2 separate regions of the Homo sapiens genome follow, and region 1 is linked to region 2. Evidence: chromatin contacts called from ENCODE Hi-C or POLR2A ChIA-PET data. All regions are on one chromosome and are shown on one strand. Each heading gives the region's core, a stretch centred on a gene start or an enhancer-like site at or near the end of the contact. The rest is flanking DNA. Distances are from core to core; before and after follow the strand shown. Region 1 has its middle 58 kb from the start of IL20RA. Region 2 overlaps IL20RA (interleukin 20 receptor subunit alpha).

Region 1 (2,700 bases), core at 185-2,684, 77 kb before region 2:
AGAAGCTAACCTCATAATGTGACATGAGGGGCACTAGCCCTGCAATGGCGGCAAAATTTCACCATTAGACTTTCATTCTTTGAACAAAGCTGTTTATCTTATTCTAAAATGCAAATGTGCTTGAGCACAGTAAAGCTTTGTCATTCATGGTCATAAACAATTTTGGGTAAATTTATTTATATGATGAGTTCCAATATGACAACCCAAGCTTATCTAGATGAGTTTTGTGGCATCCTTGATAGGGGCTTTTATAGACAGGAAAAATTACTAAGGGGATACTGTGATTTTCTTAAATTAATACTTTATTTATTAAAATTACAAATTTAAATTCCTCATTATTCCTTGAATTTTTAAGTCCAACTCATAAACCTTATTACTTTGTTTATGAATCTGGCAACTTTTAACCATCACTTTTAAGTGGCCTTTTATACTTTAATTGAATTAGTTTAAATATTTAAAAACTTGATTTTTTTTACCCTTTTTGAATACTTCAATTGTGCAACAAAAAAGTTCAAGAACTGTAAGATATCTAAGCCTTTACCCTACCTGGAAACTAACTAATTGACTTGTCAGTGTTTCTTAGATGCTGGCAGAAGACATGAGACTCTTGGATCAGAGACAAAGGGCTTTAATACTCACAGCAATAGCTTTAACCAGAGTGTCATTCTTTTGCATCAGTCCACTTTTTGTTAGGTCTGGAATAGGACCCAAATACAATGTGATGAATAAATTTAATGTGGTACCCTAAATGGGATCCAGGTACAGAAAAGAAAAAAAAGGACATTAAGTAAAAACTAAATAAAGCATGGACTTTAGTTAACAATAATGTATCAATTAATTTAGTTCATTATTTATGACAAATGTACTATACTAATATAAGATTTTAACAATAGGGGAAACCAGGCGTGGGGTATATATATGAGAACTCTCTGTACTATCTTCATAATTATTTTGAAAATTTGAAAATATTCTTAGTTTTTTTAAGTTGAGCAAGTGAAAAATATTAGATAAAACGACAATACATATTGTACTTGAATTTAGAAACATTGTGAAAATTATAGCCAAATGACTGAAGTTTGGGAACACTGGTTTTGAGAATAACAGGGATGGCTGAACTATGCTGAACCCTTGATCCTTCCCACCAGTGTGACAGGAAGATGTGTGATTACACCACAGTACTATCTACCCACAGCTTACAATTTCAGATGGTTATTCCACAGCACTAAGTAGAAGACTCTTTCATGAACCATCCTGAGAATGGGCAGGCACTAACCACCAAAAGCAGAGCTGAAACTTCTCTGAGAGTGAGACATGTCTTTCTTTAGAGGAACTGGGGCTTCTTGGTGGCTGGGTTCTCAGGGGATTTCTTAGTGGAGAGTTACTATAAACATCTAAGCTCTGGTTTACCACAAAGGTTTGGCCCTTCAGACACCTGGTGTCTTTTAGCAGCACCCTCAGCAAACATGAGTCCTTGTCTACAGATAAGACCTCAGGCTCAGAGAATAGGGATTGGAAGCTGAGGATCACACCACTGATGGCCCATTCTCAGGAGCCCTCTACCATCTCTCTTCTCACCCTGTTCACAATCACCTAGGGATTGTAGCACTTGTCCCCCTCCCCAACTTCAACACCCAAGGTCCCAAAGTGATAGACAGAGTGCCAACATTCCTTATCTGTAAAATAGAGGATAACAGGAGAGAGATGGTCTACATCAGCAAGTCTGGAGTTTTAGCCTATGCAATAATTGTCTGGAAGGCTTGTGAAAACACAGGGAACTGGGCCCCACCTCCAGAGTTCCTTTTTCATAGAGTCAGTAATTTGCATTTCTAACAAATCCCAGGTGACACTGATGCTCTGGTTGGGAGCTGCACTTTGAGAACCACTGGTTTAAATGATCTCAGGGGCATCTTTCAACTTTCATAGTCATTAAATCCATGTGTCTCAGACTCATGTGATCATGAGACTCACCCAGAGTCTTGGTTAAATGCACAGATCAGCAGGCCCCACCCCAAACTTTCTGACTCAGAATTACAAGATGAGCAGCCCAGGTGATTCTTATGATCAGAGGAATTTGGGAATCTTTATAATACCAAAAGCCAGCGCACCATCAGTGAATACGGTCTTTGAGCAGGACATGGTGAGAAATTGAGGGCATTCAAACATGGCACACAGGCCCAGGAGAAATGAGTAAAGCTGAAGGAGGGGGTGAGAAGGGATCAACAGGGTCAAAGTTTTGCCCTGACCCTTGCCCATGGCACGCATAGCACTGCAAAAATCATCTCAACCACTGGACATGAGCCTTTGCTACTCCACTGTCCATTAGATGGGGAGGGAAGGAGGCTCAAGGGGATACAAATGGCCAAGGTGATGCTGGGTCAAAGGGCAACTTCAGAAGGTCATAAATGTAACATTCATTGAGTGTTTTGGCCTTAAATTCATTTATATGATGAGTTCTAATATGACAGCAGCCTAAGCTTGTCTATGAGTTTTATGGCATCCTTGACAGTCGCATTTGTACACAAACAGGTCAACCCACGAGCATGGTGTACTGGGAGGGCTGGAAGGGCTAGAATGGCAGTGCCCATCAAAATACAGCTCAAAGACCCCAGTCATTTTCCCAACAGAAAACAATACCCAATTAAGCTGGAAGCAAGAAAGGGCATAGTGTCTGTAGTTAAGGGGTTGCTTGCCCGTGGACTT
Region 2 (2,700 bases), core at 1-2,500:
TTTCAGCCAGGCGTGGTGGCTCATGCCTGTAATCCCAGCACTTTGGGAGGCCAAGGCGGGTGGACCACCTGAGAACAGGAGTTTGAGGCCAGCCTGGCCAACATGGTGAAACCCCATCTCACTAAAAATACAAAAATTAGCTGGGCGTGGTGGCGGGCGCATGTAATCCCCAGCTACTCAGGAGGCTGAGGCAGGAGAATGGCTTCAGCCTGGGAGGCGGAGGTTGCAGTGAGCCAAGATTGCGCCACTACACTCCAGCCTGGGCAACAAGAGTGACACTCCATCTCAAAAAAAAAAAGAAGACTTACTTTTTGTGGGAACTTGATATATAATTAGGAAGAAGAAGGGAGATCAATTAATATTTTTCAAGAGAAAGGATTCGTAACTTGGGACAGAAGAAAACATGCCGTTCCTTTCAACATGATGAAATTAAAACAATGCTTAAGATAATCTATGTGAAGGCAGTCATACCTGTTTTGCTCTTCGGCGGTTAGAATGTCATTGTTTACAACATCCGCTTCCTGAAATTAGTCAATCATCCCCTGGTGTTTCTGTACTGCCTTTTAACCTTGTTCCCACAGTAGAAAACTCACTTGGGATGGAAATTTTCTTTCCCTACAAGCCTATGAAGGTATTTTCCTATTTAAAAATACACATAAAATATGTAGCAACCACTTGCCATGCCATGGGTTACTGTGCCTTCATTAAAACGCAGCTGTTGAGTATCTTCTGACTGTGCAGATCCTGTGTGTAATGTAAGCTTACCAAGGTGAATTCAAGCTACACAGATTTGGTAGTTCAAGCTGTTCCACTTCAATTCAATGCTCATGTGAATCTAGGATCTGCCATGATTTATGTCAGCCCGAAGAGTTCCTGGTCAGTTCATTTCCAAAGCATTTATTTGCCAGACACTGAGAATACAAAGACCTTATAAGACCTGGTGTCCAACAGATCAGAGCCTCTGATTCCTTCACAGCTTCAGCTTTAGAAGGCTAAAGGGGGTAGGACATCTGGGGACTTTTTCTGAGCAAGGTGGAGCAGGGCTTCTGAAATGCTAAGGCTGCCCCAGTTGGTCATAAGCTTCAGAAACTTGAATGGTCCCAAAGGGGAGTCTCCAGAAGTGATCACATTTGGCTGTCCAGTCTCTTGCGATTTGTTTGCTTTCTGTACTGATTAATGAATGTGCTGGCCATAATGGGAAAGTCTAAATGCCTCAGCCACAAAAGAGAGGTTGGGTTAACCACAGAGGCTGATTACCCTGGCTGTTTATGAGTTCACCCTGAGAACCTTACCCTTTTAACTGGTGTTCATCAGGCACTCACGTATGCGTAGGCTTTTCCTTGAGTACAACTAAAAAGAAACAACTTTTACTGTCAGACATATAATTAAAACTGTAACATACTTAGATGGCAACCCTAGTATTCACTTTGAGGCCATTAGGAAATGGTCACAAACCATTTTGCTATACTTACAGACCTGTATTCAAGGTAACTCTTAGAACAAATGTAGCAGCTGCATTTTATAAAACTCCACTAATGATAAATTTACCCATTTAGATCTATCTTATTAATCCATTATCTTCCTACTGGAAGGACCTGCGAGCAAACAGAGAACTTTTTCCTTTGGTGCTAGAGCATAAATGAAGCTGGGCTAGAAGAATTTCCCAAAGACCAAATGCATTAGTTCATTCCAGCTGCTAGAACAGAATGTGATAGATTGAGTGAATTATAAAAAACAGAAGTTTATTTCTGACACTTCTAAGGCTGGGAAGTCCAAGATCAAGGCAGATTTGGTGGATGGAGAGGGCCCACTTCCTGGTTCATAGATGGTCATCTTCTCACTATGTCCTCACATGTTGGAAGGGGCAAGGGACCTCTCTGGGGCCTCTTTTATAAGGGCACTAATCCCACTCATGAGGGCTCTGCCCTTATGACCTAATCACTTCCCAAAGGCCCCACCTCCAAACACCATACATTGGGTGTTAGGATTTAACCTGTGAATGTTTTGATGGGGAGGAGGAACACACACATTCCATTTATGGTGCCAAGTTATAATATAATAAAAGGGAAATAAACACTGAGAGGGGACACAAATCTCTATGTGGCTTACAAGCTACAGGAAATCAATCATTACCTCGAAGTTCATTAAATGGATAGTTCCTTGCCGACTCCTCACAACTTTGTGAAGGCAGAGGCCATCTTTAACCCACAACTCAAAGGGGCATCCTCACATATCCTTCCATCGTTCAAAGCTCAAAGGGAGTCCAGAGTTGATGACCCTTCCCTCAGTCTTCTGAGTTCTGCTTCCTCTGGAAAGATCAGTCTCCTGCCCAGGTGTCTGTGGTCAGGATTGCTCACTTTAGTGGAGACCACACACACCCTACACATCACAGCACAATCATGTCATTAAAATAGCACAAGCCAGTATTTATTCAATGATGCACACATGGAAAACCAAGGGGTCTCAGTTCCAAAAGAATGCTAGAGGCAGAAGGGACCTAAACGCAAAGGTGTGAAAAAACAGGGTAGGTTCAAGTATTGAAGGTATTTTGGTGGGGCTGGTGAACACGGTGCATTTGGCAGAATTGCAAAAGGAGACATTGGACCTGCCCATCTGAAGAATTTGTGTACCAAACCAAAGTCATGATGGTCTGGCACTCCCCAAACATAAAACTATGTGCACCAATCCAATGGCTTTTTA

The links. A loop is a pair of places that touch in the nucleus more often than their neighbours do. ChIA-PET counts read pairs that join two places held with the same protein, here RNA polymerase II (POLR2A). Pooled maps may share reads with other maps.
Region 1: a pooled map shows a loop between it and region 2 (5-fold over the local background). The contact joins two enhancer-like sites. A Hi-C loop is called at or near these places in 1 of 168 maps with a recorded cell type or tissue (GM12878), 1 of 37 single-sample maps with no recorded cell type and 6 of 50 pooled maps. POLR2A ChIA-PET finds 5 or more read pairs at or near these places in 2 of 52 experiments (MCF 10A and Panc1).

What each region holds. Positions count from the first base shown.
Region 1 is chr6:137,101,850-137,104,549 of GRCh38, reverse strand. No RefSeq gene overlaps it. Among named protein-coding and RNA genes, the nearest start is that of IL20RA, 58 kb to the right of the region's middle. Within about 2 kb of position 1,434, at least 5 of the 41 ENCODE cell types and tissues checked have a DNase peak (open chromatin) inside an H3K27ac peak, as active enhancers do.
Region 2 is chr6:137,024,486-137,027,185 of GRCh38, reverse strand. All of the region lies in intron 1 of IL20RA (interleukin 20 receptor subunit alpha), which reads left to right. Among named protein-coding and RNA genes, the nearest start is that of IL20RA, 19 kb to the left of the region's middle. Within about 2 kb of position 1,250, at least 5 of the 41 ENCODE cell types and tissues checked have a DNase peak (open chromatin) inside an H3K27ac peak, as active enhancers do.